Regions from separate parts of the Homo sapiens genome. Here region 2 is linked to region 1. A link is a loop called in an ENCODE intact Hi-C map of the cell type or tissue named here. Cell type or tissue: heart left ventricle. All regions are shown on one strand. Each heading gives the region's core, and the rest is flanking DNA. Links, peaks and the distances in the headings are about the cores only. Region 1 has its middle 23 kb from the start of PRTG. Region 2 has its middle 76 kb from the start of PRTG.

Region 1 (8,689 bases), core at 314-8,313:
ACCGTTGGACCAGCCTCCTATGGGGAGCCCTGAAGCTGTGGACAACTATGGTCTTAGGGAGCTGAGATCACTATGGATGAAGCCTGGAAAATATTCAAAAGTCCGACCCAGATTTCAGCAGATTTTTCAAAGAGAGGAAAAAAGGAAATACAGAGGTAAAGAGGATTCATGGTGAGGTCTTACTGATTTCCTCCTCAAATTGATGGGGACAGGTTAATGAGGAGGAAATATCCCCGAGTCAGTTAAGCTATATGTGAGCAAATCACAGTTTCTCTATTTGAAAGATGTCAGTTCAAATGTGCTTTACATGTTCAGGAGGGGGAAAGCCAAAGTCTTTTTAATAAGAAATCATTGTTCAAAGCACTATCGTAAAGTGGTAAAGCTTACATAAGTAATATACAAGTTACATGCCAGAGAAACCAAACACAATCATATGCTGAGCATATGTCATGTGCAAGGGCTTAGAAGAGTTTATTAAGTTTCATAAGTCATTTGGGGCTAAAAGCAAAGGGTTAGCACCTGGGCAGGGTTCCAAATGTCTTACTCCACCTTCTGTAAAGCCAGTAATTATACATAGCGAATTGTCCACAGGAACAAGAGTACTACAGTGTCTTCATTCCTAGAGAGATATAGTTTTTTTGTTTTTTTTTTTTTGAGACGGAGTTTCTTGTTGCCCATGCTGGAGTGCAATGGTGCCGTCTTGGCTCACTGCAACCCCCGCCTTCTGGGCTCAAGAGATTCTCCTGCCTCCGCTTCCCAAGTAGCTGGGATTACAGGTGCCTGCCACCATGGCTGCCTAATATATATATATATATTTTTTTTTTGGAGACAGAGTCTCGCTCTGTCGCCCAGGCTGGAGTGTAGTGGCGCAATCTCAGCTCACTGCAAGCTCCGCCTCCTGGGTTCACCATGCCTGGCTAATTTTTTTGTATTTTTAGTAGAGACAGGGTTTCATCATGTTGGCCAGGCTGGTCTTGAACTCCTGACCTCAGGTGATCTGCCTGCCTTGGCCTCCCGAAGTGCTGAGATTATAGGCATGAGCCACCGTGCCCAGCCGAGTGATTTAGATATTATAGAAAAGAGCATGAGGCTTCTCTAATTTTTACTAATCAAGAACAAAAAAAGTATAGACATTTTAGCTACTCAAACGAACATGAAGAAAAATAGCTTATGCAGTTTTTCTCATTTTGTTGATGAGAAAAAAATTAATCCCCAAAAGGTTTAATGATTTGCTCAACTTCATCAAAGACAGCAATTCAAACATTTATAAACACAGAGAAGCCAAAGGGAAATAATATAAACAACTGATGACCAAGCCAGGTATGGTGGTGAGATCCTGTAGTCCCAGCTACTCAGGAGGCTGAGGCAGGAGGATTGCTTGAGCCCAGGAGTTAGACTAAGGCTACAATGTGTGATGATTGTGCTTATGAATAGCCATGGCAGTTTAGCCTGGCAACATAGAGAGACAAAATAAAACAAAGTAAGAACAGAAGGTCATATCTTCATAAAACAATTCTCTCTCTAGTGTCTCTCTCTTTTTTTTTTTTTTTTTGAGACTGAGTCTCGCTGTCTTGCCAAGGCAGGAATGCGTTGGCACAATCTTGACTCACTGCAACCTCTGCTTCCTGGGTTCAAGCGATTCTCTTGCCTCAGCCTCACAAGTAGCTGGGACTACAGTCGCCTGCCACCATGCCTGGCTAATTTTTGTATTTTTAGTAGAGACAGGGTTTCACCATGCTGGCCAGGCTGGTCTTGAACTCCTGACCTCAAGTGATCTGCCCGCCTCAGCCTCCCCAAAGTGCTGAGATTTCAGGCGTGAGCCACCGCGCCCGGCCTTCATTAGACAATTCTTACAGATTGCAAGGGGGATGAGGAGAGTCCCCATCTCCAGGCTTCCTGGCTCCTGCCACCCTGCCAAACAGGAATATGTTTGAACTACAGCATCTGGTTGTCCATGTGCCCTCAGGCTGGGAAGGTCAGCCCATGAGTCAGTTTTCAAATCATGGTGGCTTTTAGAAAACAGCCAGGCAGGGTGAGACCAGAAAGAAGAGAGGGAGGGACGGGAAGTTGAAACCTTTTAAAGCTCTCGACAAAAGGCAAAGAGTTCTCCTCGACCAATCCTGACCCCTACCGACCTCATGACCTTGTTACCTAAGGTCAGTTTAACACTTTAGAAATGGTCCTGGCTGACTCTGTAACCTCTGTCACTCACAACTAACAAATATGTCTTTAAAAGGGTCACCTTTTGGCTAGAAACTAGCAGATTCTTTCCTTTCGATTCACATATTATCCAAAAGTCTCTTTGGTTTCTATTAAGAAATTCAAGCTGTCTAATTTGAAACCATTATCACTAACACAAGATGTTACAATACTTTTCACTAACACAGACATCTCTAGGAAGTCTAGGTTAATACTCTGTTTGGGAAACTGCATACATTTCATATGGAGACACCCAGAGCAAACACAGCATATGGCCCTGGAATCTTTCATGCTGCCATCCAAGAAGAGAACACAGAATAGCTAGAAACTTTAAATTTAGGGGTCCAAGTAAGTCCTGTCTTTGGAGGAATTGTCAACAGTCTCTCTGGTGTATGGAAAGATGCTTAGAAAGAGTAGGGGCCTAAATAAGGCAGAAAAGTCATCCTCACTTATTAGTTGTCATCACACAGTTAAATCTTGAAAGATCAAGAATGACTTTACCGGGCATGGGCGTTCATGCCTGTAATCTCAGCACTTTAGGAGGCTGAGGTGGGTGGATTGCTTGAGGCCAGGAGTTCCAGACCAGCCTGGACAACATAGTGAAACCCCATTTCTACAAAAACTACACAAATTATCCAGGCGTGGTGGCGGATGTCTATAATCCCAGCTACTCAGGAAGCTGAGGCAGGAGAATTGTTTGAATCCAGGAGGTGGAGTTTGCAGTGAGTGGAGATAGTGCCACTGCACTCCAGCCTGGGTGACAGAGTGAGACTCTGTCTCAAAAAAAATAAAAAATAAAAATAACAGACTTGTTTATGGTGAGTAGCCTCCACATAAAAATAGACAAAAAGGCCTGGGCGTGGTGTCTCACGCCTGTAATCCCAGCACTTTGGGAGGCCAAGGCAGGTGCATTGCTTGGCCCAAGAGGTGGGGGTTGCAGTGAGCTGAGATCCGAGATCGCACCATTGCACTCTAGCCTGGGCAACGAGACAGAAACTCCGTCTCAGAAAAAAAAAAAAAAAAAGGCTGGGTGCGGTGGCTCACACCTGTAATCCTAGCGCTTTGGGAAGCTGAGGTGGGCAGATTGCCTGAGGTCAGGAATTCAAAACCAGCCTGGCCAACATGGTGAAACCCCATCTCTACTACAAATACAAAAATTAGATGGGTGTGGTGGCGTGCACCTGTAATCCCAGCTACTCGGGAGGCTGAGGCAGGGGAATTGCTTGAACCAGGGAGGTGGAGGTTGCAGTGAGCCGAGATCATGCCACTGCACTCCAGCCTGGGTGACAGAGTGAAACTCTGTCTCAAAAAAAAAACAAAAAAAGACTGCAGATATTCAGCATGGTTATCAAGTTTCAATTTTATTCAATGCAGGAAAGTAATAAAAAGAAGTATTATTATACAGAGTCCTCAGCTCTCAAGTTCCTTATATTTACTATAAAGATACCTTTTTTTTAAGAAAGCAAGCTTATTAGGGCAACAGTGTAAGCAAAATGGCTGCTCCATAGGCAGAACTGCCTACTGTAAGGATACCTTATTTCTCAAGGGATTTACCAGATGAAGCCTCTCTCTGGCTAGTCTTCAAATTCAAGTAATCGACCATCTACATTCAGCAAGGCTCCCGTAAAAGACTGGGGTTTGTTTCCAAGTTCTGGTCATCTGACTTCTTTCCTTAATTCAATTCAGTTCAATCACACTATGCTGAATGTTAGGAATTCAGAAGTAAATAAAGCATCATCTCTAGCCTCAATGTGCTCAAAATGAGGAAAAGGGAAACTGACCTGTAGACACGTGAGTGAAATAAAGGGTAGTGTAAGTTAGAAGAGGGCAGAGAGAATGCATGCAGGAGTGTGGTGGGGGTAGGGAAGTGGTTAGAACAGATTTCACAGGAAGAGTGTGGTCGTGCGGTAGCCTGCCTCCAATATGCTCCCATTAGTCTCAACTTCTGGTATTCACACTTTGGATGGTCCCCTCCCGCATTGTATGATTTAGTCTTTGACCTACAGAGTGTAGTGGAAATGTGTGTGACTTTTGAGGCTAGATTAGAAAAGACCAAATTGCTGCTGCTGCTTTGCTCTCTTGGATCACTTGTGCTGGGGGAAGCCAATAGCCATGCCTTGAGGACACGCAAGCAGCAGAAGAGAGCCTCATATGGGGAGAAACTGATGCATTCCATCAACAACCAGCACAACTTGATAAGTCCCCTAGGAAAGGCACCCTCCAGGCCCAGTCAGGCCTCCAAATGGCTGAAGACGCAGCTGACATCTTGACTGCCCCCTCATGAGAAACCCTGAGTTAAGATGCTCCTGAAATTCTAACCTACTGTGACAGGCAGAATGGCACCCCCTCCCCAAGATATCCATGTTGTAATCCCCAGAACTGGTGTTACATTGCATGGCAAGGGGAATCAAGCTAATAGGTGGAATGAAGGTTGCTAATCAGCAGACCTTAAAATAGGGAGATTATCCTGGATCATCCAGGTGGGCCCAGTGTAATCACAAGTGTCCTTTTAAATGCGACAGAAGGAAGCAGAAGAGGCGGTCAGAGTAAAGCGATATGAAAACCTGAGCAGCCACTGCTGGCCTTGAAGATGGAAAAAGGGACGTGACACAAGAATGTGGGCAGCTTCTAGAAGCTGGAAACTGGCCGGGTGCGGTGGCAGAAGCCTGTAATCCCAGCACTTTGGGAGGCCGAGGCAGGTGGATCACTTGAGGTCAGGAGTTGGAGACCAGCCTGGCCAACAAGGTGAAACCCCGTCACTACCAAAAATATGAAAATTAGCTGGGTGAGGTGGTGGCACATGTAAGCCCAGCTACTCGGGAGGCTGAGACAGAAGAATCACTCGAACCTGGGAGGCAGAGATTGCAGTCAGCGAGATCCTGCCACTACACTCCATCCTGGGCGACAGAGTGAGACTGTCTCAAAAAAGAAAAATAAAAAATTCCAGAAATAATTTATTAGTTTTAAATTGTGTACCATTCTGAATAGCATGATGAAATCTTGTGCCAGCTGGGCACAGTGGCTCACGCCTATAATCCCAGCACTTTGGGAGGCAGAGGCAGGGGGATCACCTGAGGTCAGGAGGTCAAGACCAGCCTGGCCAACATGGTAAGAATCACTTGAAACCGGGAGGCGGATGTTGCAGTGAGCCGAGATTGCTCCACTGCACTGCAGCCTGGGCGAAAGAGCAAGACTCCATCACACACAAAAAAAGAAATCTTGTGCCATCCCACTCTGTCCCCACCAGGACATAAATCATCCCTTTGTCCAGTGTATTAACATTTGTTAAGTGTTTATTATGTTCTAGGGACTTTATATACATTATAATACTTACACCCCTAAGAGAGAGATGTTATTATATACTATTCCTATTTTACTGAGCAAGACAACTCAGCTTCAGAAAGATCAAGGAACTTAGCAATGTCACTCAGCTGGTGAGCATACTGCTTCCAAAAACCATTATTCCTGTGTCACTTTGCCATGGATACCAAAACTTTTTCTCTAACTGGACCTTGAAGACCTGTCAGCTCTCTGACAGCTTCTAAGAATATTTGTTGGCCTTCTTTCTGTACTGGGGTATGGCGGAGACCATATGTTCACTAAAACCCACTTCTTTTCTTTTCTTTCTTCCTTTTTTTTTTAGACAGTCTCACTCTGTCATCCAGGCTGCAGTGCAGTGGCACAATCTCAATTCACTGCAACCTCCACCTCCTGGGTTCAAGCGATTCTCTTGCCTCAGCTTCCCTAGTAGCTGTGATTACAGGCATGGGCCACCACACCTGGCTAATTTTTCTTTTTCTTTTTTTTTTTGAGACATAGTTTCGCTCTTGTTACACATGCTGGAATGCAATGGTGCGATCTCGGCTCACTGCAACCTCTGACTCCCGGGTTCAAGCAATTCTCCTGCCTCAGTCTCCTGAGTAGCTGGGATTATATGCATGTGCCAACACACCCGGCTAATTTTGCATTTTTAGTAGAGATAGGGTTCTGCCACATTGGCTAGGCTGGTCTCGAACTCCTCGCCTCAAGTGATGCGCTCACCTTGGCCTTCCAAAGTGCTCGGATTACAGGCGCGAGCTACCATGCCTGGCCCATTTCTTTTATTCCTGGAACTTATCTAACTACATTTCCCAGCTTCCAGGCTGTAAGAGTTGGTCATGTGGTTGTGTTCTGGCCAATAGAAGATGGGTTGAAATAATGCACTGCACTTCCAGAACTGGCCTATAAAAACTTCCTTCATGGTCCTCTACTCTCTGGGTCCCTGAATGACCATGTGGCTCTTCATCTACCAATCACACATATTTACACTGGATACAGCACAAGCATGAAATATACTTTTATTGTGTTAAACCACAGAATTTCAGCAGCTATCATTATTTATGGTAAGTAATACATGGGCCTAACAAAACAGCATGCAGAAACAAAACTTGATAAATTCATTTCATAAATTTCTCAGCACCTTCCTATACTAAGCACCTTTATATCTGGTCATAGTTGCTTCAAATATCTAAAAAATTATTTTAAACTAGTAAATTCTTATAATCTAAGGTGATCATTATACGTAACATAGCTATCTGGAAAAGATGTGTATAAGTACACTCTGTAAGTAGGTTTGTAATCCTGTTTGATAGCACAGGTTGATTTGAAGTTTCTTGGTCATTAACAGACATGGAATTGGATACCTGTGCATTGATTCTGATAGTTCACATATAGGAAAGGATGCGTCGGATATTTTTCTGACCTTTTATAAGCCAAGAATCCTCATTATATTAACTGAAAACAAAATCTGAGCATTTACAGAGTATTAAATGCTTAATTGAATGTGGAACTCAACTGTGCATTATCTATGCAGATGTAATATTGTTCACGTTTGTTGAGTATTTATTATGTGCCAGGCATTCTGCCAAGCTGTTTATATCTATTATTTAATTTCATCTTTATGACAACTCTATTATATAGGTACTATTACTATCCACATTTTTTTTTTTTTTTTTGAGAAGTAGTCTCGCTCTGTCGTCACACTGGAAGGCAGTGGCACGATCTCGGCTCACTGCAACCTCCACCTCCCAGGTTCAAGTGATTCTCCTGCCTCAGCATCCCGAGTAGCTGGGACTACAGGTGCACACCACGATGCCCAGCTAATTTTTGTATTTTTATTACAGACAGGGTTTTACAACGTTGGCCAGGATGGTCTCCATCTTTTGACCTCGTAATCTGCCCATCTCGGCCTCCCAAAGTGCTGGGATTACAGGCGTGAACCACTGTGCCTGGCCACTATCCACATATTATAGGTGGGGAAACAGAAATTCAGGTGATTAAGCAACTTGCCTAAGATCATAAAACTAAGTAAATGACATAAAATAGGATTTGAACCCAAGTGGTCACACCTGAGATTAGCCTTTTTTTTTTTTTTTTAGACAGCCTTGCTCTCTGTCACCCAGGCTGGAGTGCAGTGGCACACTCTTGGCTCACTGCAACTTCTGCCTCCCGGGTTCATCTGATTCTTCTGCCTCAGTCTCCCGAGTAGCTGGGACTACAGGCGTGCACCACCACACCCAGCTAATTTTTGTATTTTTAGTAGAGATGGGGTTTCACCATGTTGGCCAGGATAGCCTCAATCTCTTGACCTCTTGATCCTCCCGCCTCAGCCTCCCAAAGTGCTGGGATTACAGGTGTGAGCCACCATGCCCAGAGAGCTTTTTTTTTTTCTGAGACACAGTTTTGCTCTGTCGCCCAGGCTGGAGTGCAGTGGTGCAATCTTGGCTCACTGCAACCTCTACCTCCTGGGTTCAAGCGATTCTTGTGCCTCAGCCACCCAAGTAGCTGGGATTGCAGGCGTGTGCCACCACAACTGGCTAATTTTTGTATTTTTTAGTAGAGGAAGGGTTTCACCATGTTGGCCAGGCTGGTTTCGAACTCCTGGCCTCAAGTGATCCACCAGCCTTGGCGTCCAACAGTGCTGAGATTATAGGTGTGAGCCACCACGCCTAGCCCTGACATTAGCTTTTAATGGCTACAGTGACTTTCAAAATGGAAATCTGGGGCCGGGCAAGGTGGCTCATGTCTCTACTAAAAATACAAAAAATGAGCCAAGCATGGTGGGGGGCTACTCGGGAGGTTGAGGCAGGAGAATTGCTTGAACCCAGGAGGCGGAGGTTGTAGTCTACCGAGATCATGCCACTGCACTCCAGCCTGGGCAACAGAGTGAGAGTCCGTCTCAAAAAAAAAAAAAAAAGAAGGAAATTTGGGAACAGTCCTTCAAGTACTGTATATAATTAGTTCCTAATCAAATGAATAGCTAAAATCATTTTAAGTATTCTTTAAATTTTTTTAACGTTAACTTTTTCATTTTAACTATTCTTTTTAACTCTTCTGAGCATTATTCTTTTTTAAATTATTATTATTATTATTTTTTGAGACAGGGTCTCCCTCTGTCACCCAGGCTGAAGTACAGTGGCATGATCTTGGCTCACTGCAATGTACGCCTCCC
Region 2 (8,689 bases), core at 158-8,157, 53 kb before region 1:
CAAGTAAATGAAAGTTCCTGTGCAATCACATGACCCTGGAACAAAGTTTTTTCTCCTGGTGAAATTAACCAAAGATTAAAGCCATAACTATAGGCTCATGAGTTATACTCTATTCATTATTTAGGTCCTGACTTAAGTTCTCTTCTGAAAAATAATCAATTATTATAAAGGCAAACATCATGCCTTCTTAAAAGTTGTTTTTCTGTAACAAGAATATTTTATAAATGAGAAATTCAAGCATATTTTCTCAAACTAATAGGAGGTAATGAGCACAGTGAACTAAGATAATCTCAGTTTAAACAAACAGGATTTTCACTGATGTTGGACTTGAAAACACTATCCAGATTAATGACTTTGTTAATACCCAGTCACTGGGCATAAGTCCAAGTGTAGCATAAATATTCTTCCAGACTTGATGACAGTGAAATATTCTATGTTTAGCCCTCCGAAGGGATAACTAAGTTCTCAGTGATTGATGGATGGCAGCCAAATAGGTTCGCTTTTTTAGTATTGCTGTTTGTTGGAATGGGGTCATGCTTGTGAATAGATGGTGATGGTGTGTGGTTTTATGAGGAATTGTGCAATGTTTTATCCCTGTCTGCCCCTTCAAAAGAAGTGTACGAAGAGAAAAAAGAAAGCTCTATTAACTCAGCCACTACTAGGACTCTGGAATATCTGTGGTTCCCCCAGGGGCTCAATTTATGTACTTGCCCTATCTCCATCTGGGGACATTGTGAAATGGAATTTGGGATTTATTGTCAAGACCTCTAATTACTAATATAGGCATTGACAAGGTAGGGGAAGGGAGTTACACTCAGCACGTACTGCAAGCCTTTGGAAGGCACATTAAGACACAGTTGAGCCTACAATATCTTAGGATTAGTCCAGCACTATTTAATAGTCATATAAAGCAGGCAACATGTGTAGTTTTAAATTTTCTAGTAGCCATGTTTTAAAATATAAAAAGAAAATTAATTGTAGTAATCTATTTTATTTAACTCAGTATATCCAAAACATCATTTCAGAACAGGCACAGTGGCTCACACCTGTAATCCCAACAGTGTGGGAGGCTAAGGCGGGTGGATCACCTGAGGTTAGGAGTTCAAGACCAGCCTGGCCAAATGATGAAATCCCATCTCTACTAAAAATATAAAAAATTAGCCAAGTGTGGTGGCGGGCACCTGTAATCCCAGCTACTCAGGAGGCTGAGGCAGGAGAATCACTTGAACCCAGGAGGCCGAGGTTGCAGTGAGCCGAGATTGCCCCATTGCACTCCAGCCTGGGCAACAAGAGCAAAACTCCGTCTAAAAAAAAATCATTTCAACATGTGATAAACATAAAATTATTAATGAGATATTTTCCATTTTTGGTACTAAGTCTTTGAAACCCAGTATGTACCTTATGCTTACAGCACATCTTAATTCAGACTGGCCACATTTCAAATAGCCACACATGGCTGGTGCTGCCATACTGGACAGTGCTGGAATCCATGGGCCTAACGACAAACTTCCACACAACATAAAGGAATTGAGAGGCAGCTACAAGTGGCTCACCTAGCGATGTTGCTAAATTATTTTTCTTCCTCCAGGGAACCCCAGAGACTAGGAAGAAGTTCTTCCAGGAAAGCCAAATGTTGAAATTCAAACAACATTCTAATCTAGACAGTCACGTTTTGAAATTTAAAATTTACACTTAGAAATTATTTCATCCATTGTGGAAGACAGTGTGGTGATTCCTCAGAGACCTAGAAGCAGAAATACCATTTGACCCAGCAATCCCATTATTGGATATATACCAAAAGGAATATAAATCATTCTGTTATAAAGATACATTCCAGCGTATGTTCATTGCAACACTATTCACAATAACAAAGACATGGAATCAACCCAAATGCCCATCAGTGATAGACTGGATAAGAAAAATGTGGTATGTATACACCATGGAATACTATGCAGCCATAAAAAGGAACTAGATCATGTCCTTTGCAATGGATGGAGCTGGAAGCCATTATCCTCAGCAAACTAATGAGGAACAGAAAACCAAACACCACATGTTCTCACCTATAAGTGGAAGCTAAATGATGAGAACCCACAGACACATGGAGGGGAAAACACATATGGGTCCTGTCAGTGGGGGCGGGGGGTAGGGAGAGCATCAAGAACAGCTAATGGATGCTGGGCTTAATACCTAGATGATGGGTTGATCTGTGTAACAAACCACCATGGCACACGTTTACCTATGTAACAAACCTGCACTTCCTGCACATGTACCATGGAACTTAAAAGCTGAAGCAAAAAAACAAGAAAATATACAAATAGCCAACAAACATACAAAGCAATGCTCGGACTTATTTTATGTTGAAGACTGGAAGTACTTTTGCATGTCTTCTGTTCTCCAAAAGTTTGTGCAGTACTCTGGCATGTATTTAATTGTTAACTTTTTTGAAAAAATCTATGCCTTCTTTTGAAACCACCTTTTTTTTTTTTTTTTTTTGAGATGGAGTCTCACTCTGTCGTCCAGGCTGGAGTGCAGTGGCGCGATCTTAGCTCACTGCAACCTCTGCCCCCCGCCCCACCAGGTTCAAGTGATTCTTGTGTCTCAGCCTCCCGAGTAGCTGGGATTACAGGTACCCGCCACCACGCCCGCTAATTTTTGTATTTTTAGTAGAGACAGGGTTTCACCACGTTTGCCAAGCAGGTCTCAAACTCCTGACCTCAAGTTATCCACCCAACTCAATCTCCCAAAGTGTTGGGATTATAGCCGTGAGCCACCGCACCCAGCTGAAACCACCTCATTTAAAGCATCTGTTTTCTTACAGTTTCTTTCACCTCTTTAAATTTTAAAATCACTTATTCTGTTTTATTTTAAATAGAACATGTACAAATTGTAGAATGTTTAGAAAATACATGTGCACCGCCAGATTAAAATGCCTACACCAAAAATAAAAAAATATAATTTCCACTCAGGAGCTTAAGGATGGTGGTCTGGTTTGAGGAGGAGCTGTGTTTCCACTGTAAGCACATGAGTTTCACTTAGGTTATATGTTTACTAGGGGGGGCTCGGGTGAGAGGCTGATGCGGATTATGTAGAGGTGGGCTAAGCCCCCAAGTCATACCTGAGTGTGCCACTGTAGCTCCTATAGAGGCAGGAATTTTGCTGAAAGTCGCCCACCCAGTACTGAGGTGGTCCCCACAATACTGAAGGTGTTCCCTACTGAAGGTCATGGAAGCTGTGGGCAGGAGCAAACATGTGGGAAGAGCTGGGAAGCAGCTTCCAGTATGAAGTGCTGGATCTAGCACCTTGAAAGATCATCACCAGAACAGAGGAGGCACATTGGCACCTGGGTGGTTTATCAGAAAGAAACATCCGGTAGCTGGGCATGGTGGAGCACGCCAAGTAGTCTCAGCTACTTGGGAGGCTAAGCTGTGAGGATCGCTTGAGCCCAGAGGTTCGAGGTCAGTCTGGGAAACGTAGTGGGACCTTGTCTCAAAAATTTAAAAAAGGAAAAAAAAAAAAAGAGAAAAACAGCTAGAAATCACGAGCAGTGTTGAGACAGGACAACTAGGAGGGTAAGGCCACTGCTGAGGAGGTCACAGGGGGTCACCTGGGAGCCAACCTCTGACACTGAGGGGAAGGCATAGACTGTGGGAGAGGCATCTGTTTGTTTTTTCTGGTGCAAGGAGAATAACAAAATGCGATCAGAAGGGCTAATAGACTGCAGATGGAGCTCAGCCCAGCTGAAGGCTTTGAACTGGAACCAGCCCTCTAATTTTCAGCAGTGCGTGTGGCCCATGAAAAAGAAAGAGTGAAATTAAACAAGGGATCATCAGAGGCCATTATGAGTTACTCTCAATGGGTGAAACAGCAGATTGTATTGAGAGAAATAGTAGGGATTTGACAGTGAAAGTAATCTGATCTGTATCCTGTCAACAATAGGGGAACTATTCAAAAGTTACATGCCAAAGGGTGGGATGATGGGATGTGCACTTCAGAAAGCTCATTCTTTCTCTCCAGGGGCAGTAAGACCGGGAGCCGGCCTTAGTTTGGCGAGCATTCCAGTGACACAGGGGAGAGATGGTGGCGGTCTGAAGTCAGCCTGGAGAAGCTGGGATGCAGAGATGTAGGGAGGCTGAACTGCCCTTGTTTTTGGAGAGGGAAGGGCAGGAAGGGCACAGACAGGAGTGTAGGCCCACACCTAAGTCTCTAACTGGGCCAGCTGGATGAAAGCTGGTGCCGCCACTGAAACGGAAATAGGATCATGGAGACATCAGAAGGGAGGCTGCCGGCAGGCGGCTGTGGATCTAAAGGTGGGTAGAGATATGGAGGTTATCAGCAAATAATCAGTAGCCCGTGAGGAGACCCTGTTACACGTGCAGCACACTAAGAAAGCTGATTGAATTATCAAACATCACTTCTGATAAGCAAATTCTAATATATTTTATACTTAATAGAATAAGTGGTGAGTGGGGGAAGACTATAAACAGTGTAATTGGTAGTGTTTTCCTAGCCAAAAGGAGGCTTTTAGGTTTTTCTTTTGTCTCTGTTAGGTATTCCAAGTTCTAGAATTATTGCCAACAGTTTTCTCTGGTGTCCTGTTCCACTCAGGGTGGAATTCCTCCCCACACCCGCACATGTGTGTGCACAACCATAGCCTGATGGCTGCTGATGACCTGGCTCCCATTCCCAATCTCCCTGGTGCGAGGCCCAATTTCTCTGCAGTTGCTCTCACCTGAGACCCTGCCTGTGCCTTGCACTATAAAGTGGTCCTCTTGTTGCTCTTCACTTTGGCGTCTAGGTGCTAGAAGGCCAAAAGCTGTAGGAGCTCTGGCCCCTGCACCTGTGGATAACGTCACTGCTGGGTAACAGCCCTATGACCGCCATAAAGAAGTTTGCGTGGGTGGGGAGTGGGGAGGCTGCAACTGGCCAGGTGGCCCTGGGGAGGGAGAAGCACAATGAAAATGGACTCTGAGGCCCTTGGAAGAGTGCTGGAGAAAAAGAAATAGAGATTAGAGATGAGCTAGGGACGCCTAAAAGAGCACGAAGGACATGGGATGCAGGTTCCTTGGCAGGGAGTCTGTGTGGTCTCAAGCACTACCTGGAATAAGCTCCTGGCAGCCCCAGGATGGACGACCAGGTAAGGTAGCAGACCCTGGAGGGGAGCGAGAGAGAGCCCCTCCTCTCTACCTTTCTATCCCAAATAACAAGTGACCCTAAAGTCTCTTAAATGACTAAACGTAGCTCCCTCTCGGGGCTGGCCCCCATAGCAGGAATGGTGAGGTTCAAGAGAAACCAAATATGCTCTCACCTGTTTTCTGATGACTGAACTTAATAGCAAATAAGGCCTTTCATTTCCATACTTAGAAGACTGAAATTACAACACAAAGGAAAAGATTTCTGACCCCAAATGTATTCATAGTAAAAGATAAGAGCTGTTCCAGGATTGATAGAGGTTAGAAAAAGGGACACTTCTCCTAGGTTGGAAAAGAGCCCTGAAATAGAAGATCAAGAGCCTGAAAGACCAATATTCTCAGCATTGCCATTTTATCTTAGGCTCTGTCTACCTGAAGCCAATTCAGACCAAGAGAAACAGCTGGAACAGTTTCCAGTGTGGGCAGTGATGGTCTTTGTCACAGCATAGGTCATTGAATTATTTTATCTGCATAAGATTTCACTTGGGGTTTTGTGTAGGAGAAGTATTTCACAAATCTCTATGTCATGAAATACTTCCAAGTATTAAATTACCCAAAAGATGCTTACTACCCATGGGCATGAATTCAGAGGGCAAATATGCTTACATCAAGAGGGACAGACAAAAATGTGAGGTTTTCCTTAATTATATTGGTTCCCTAGTTATATATAACAGACACTACATCTCTGAGTCCACAAAATCTTTTCCAGAGTGCCAATAACTTTTTTCCTTTGACTCAACCTCAGCCCACTCTGCCAGCAATGTGGGACGGCCACAATCCGAAGCCTGTTTGCCAAGTTATGGGGGCTTGGAAGTCTTTTCAGCTGGTAGAACAGAGGTTTCCCAGCCCTTTTGTTTTATTTATTTATTTATTTATTTATTTATTTATTTATTTATTTATTTTGGGACAGAGTCTCGCTCTCGCCCAGGCTGGAGTGCAGTGGCGCAATCTTGGCTCACTGCGAGCTCCGCTTCCCGGGTTCATGCCATTCTCCTGCCTCAGCCTCCTGAGTAGCTGGGACTACAGGCACCTGCCACCATGCCCGGCTAATTTTTTGTGTTTTTAGTAGAGACAGGGTTTCACTGTGTTAGCCAGGATGGTCTCCATCTCCTGACCTCATGATCCTCCCGCCTCGGCCCCCCAAAGTGCTGGGATTACAGGTGTGAGCCACCACGCCCGGCCTCCCAGCCCTTTTAAAATGATCTAACATGCATACAACAGAGGTTGGAAGAGTGACTCAGCCACTAAGTGAGTGGATACTTTTTAAATCCATGATAAATATGCTGGAAAGCTATCTAATTGTTCCTCATTAGGAACATTTCTTCCTCATTAGGACATTGAAGAATGCTGGAACACAATTCACTGAATCACTCTTACATTTAGATCGCACTTTTAATTCACTTTAATGCATTTTCACATTTATTGTCTCCTCTTATTCAATGCCAGTAAAGGAGATAGGGCACACTTCATCATTCTCATTTGATAGCTCAGAAAGGGAAAACAAGACACAGCAAGGGTTTGCCTTTGGGTGCACTGCAAATTAGGAGCCGATCTAGAAGTTGCAGTCAGCCTCTTTGGGTGGTATCTTGGCCCTACAACTTCATAGCTTGTGTCTAGGACTAATGAGCTCACCTAAATCTCACTCTGCCTGACCTGCAGGTGAGGTCTGGAGGCAAACTGTCTATTTGGAGTATCAGTCATATAGTTAGTGTTTCTTTCTCTCTTCCAGACACAATGGGTGTTGATAAACGAAATGCAAACCGTCCATCCCTGATCCAGGGACTAATGGGCAGTAGGACCTAGCCAGATTTGCATTTTTTCATATAGACTTCTTAGATTCTTAAACCAGGACTCGCAGTGAACGGTATTCTCAAAATAACTTGAATACCAGCAATAAATAAAATCTCCTAAATAGTTAAATATTACAACTAATTAGAAATCTAATATATTGAGATGCTTTTGGCTCAGAACACCAGACGTGACTTACAGAGGAGGCCGTGGCAAAGATTCTCCAGCTAGGGTGGCTTAATGAGGGCCTTTGTTCTATACCTCTGAGTTCTTTGTTCTCTGTGTCTTGATAAGTTTTTTTTCTGTCATCCTCTCCCCTCTGTGTATGAGAGTAGAAAGGGTGGGTGTGTATGTGTCAATTATCTGCAATATAACCAACGCCTGATCTATTACAAGGGCTTTCTGACCTGGCTACAAACACTTACATGCTTAGTTTTTCTCCTTTACTTTATTCTGACAGTTTTTATCTCAGATCACTGACACCACTGGTTATATCAGCCTCCTTTTCCCTCTCTTCAAGAAGAGAGAAACTGTTTATCTTAAGAAGTTTTATGGTTTAGGTGGGAAAGATCTGGCTTCCTGCAGAGCACAGAGAGGAAGATCCAAAAAAGAAAATAATCCTGTATCTCTGGCATTTCCTGACTGCCCAAAGCATCCTTCTACAGCTGAGATTGATAAAAACTTCATCAGAGGCAGTGGTCATTCAGACTACAGGCTTTTAAAACATTACTTACTGTGTGAGTCAGATTAGCATTTAAGATCCTGGTCTTTTCTCTGCAGACAATGTGACATATATTTTATCCATTCTGATGGTATCACATTCCAAAAAACTCAATACAGTCCCTAAAGTAGTTAAAAAACAAGTACAGTTTAAAATGTAATTTGACATTTCTGAAACACACAAAAGCTTTCTTGAATAAATGGAAGGATAGCTCCTATTCTTGCATAGGATGACTCAACATTATAAAGATGTCATTTTCCTTATCTTAATTTAAAAGCTAATGTGATACTAACAAGCTTTTTTTTTTTTTTTTTTTTTTTTTTTTTTTTTTTTTTCCAGACGGAGATTCACGCTTGTTGCCCAGGCTGGAGTGCAATGGCGTGATTTCGGCTCACCACAACCTCCACCTCCAGGATTCAAGCAATTCTCCTGCCTCAGCCTCCCAAGTAGCTGGAATTACAGGCCTCTGCCACCATGTCCAGCTAATTTTGTATTTTTAGTAGAGACGGGGTTTCTTCTTAATAGTCAGGCTGGTCTCGAACTCCTGACCTCAGGTGATCCACCCGCCTCGGCCTCCTAAAGTGCTGGAATTACAGGCATGAGCCACGGCGCCCGGCCTACTAATAAGTTTTTTTAGATGAGTTGATATCAAAGTTTACATGGAAAAACACATCCAAGAATAGGTGGGAAAGCACCGAAGAAAAGCTATGAGAGCTGAGTAGCTCTATAGGACATTGAAATGTATTGTACTATAAATCCTCTATGATTAAAAGTGTGGTAGTACCACATAAATAGACAAATAGACCAGTAAAACAGGATATAAAGCCCCAAAATACACCAGAGTACATATCAAAAATTTAGTAGATTTTAAAGGTGGCATCTCAAATCTGAAAGCGAAACTTGACATTTTTCTAAATGGTGCTTTTAGCAATAGGCAAAAAGTGGAAATAGCCCGCATGTCTGTTGCCTAATGAATGGATAAACAAAATGT

Evidence for each region. Hi-C counts contacts between places; a loop is a spot of excess contacts. Peaks named below come from ENCODE experiments on the same cell type or tissue, not always from the same donor. Only the 100,000 strongest peaks of a DNase experiment are listed, where the experiment ranks them.
Region 2: a loop joins it to region 1, with 4 times the contacts of the local background. A loop is called at or near these places in 3 of 110 quality-filtered maps.

The regions. Positions count from the first base shown.
Region 1 is chr15:55,762,275-55,770,963 of GRCh38, reverse strand. No RefSeq gene overlaps it. Among named protein-coding and RNA genes, the nearest start is that of PRTG, 23 kb to the right of the region's middle. In heart left ventricle, for the core only: no CTCF peak of the experiment used is centred there; no DNase peak of the experiment used is centred there.
Region 2 is chr15:55,815,193-55,823,881 of GRCh38, reverse strand. No RefSeq gene overlaps it. Among named protein-coding and RNA genes, the nearest start is that of PRTG, 76 kb to the right of the region's middle. In heart left ventricle, for the core only: no CTCF peak of the experiment used is centred there; a DNase peak (open chromatin) is centred at 3,588; H3K27ac peaks cover 868 bases.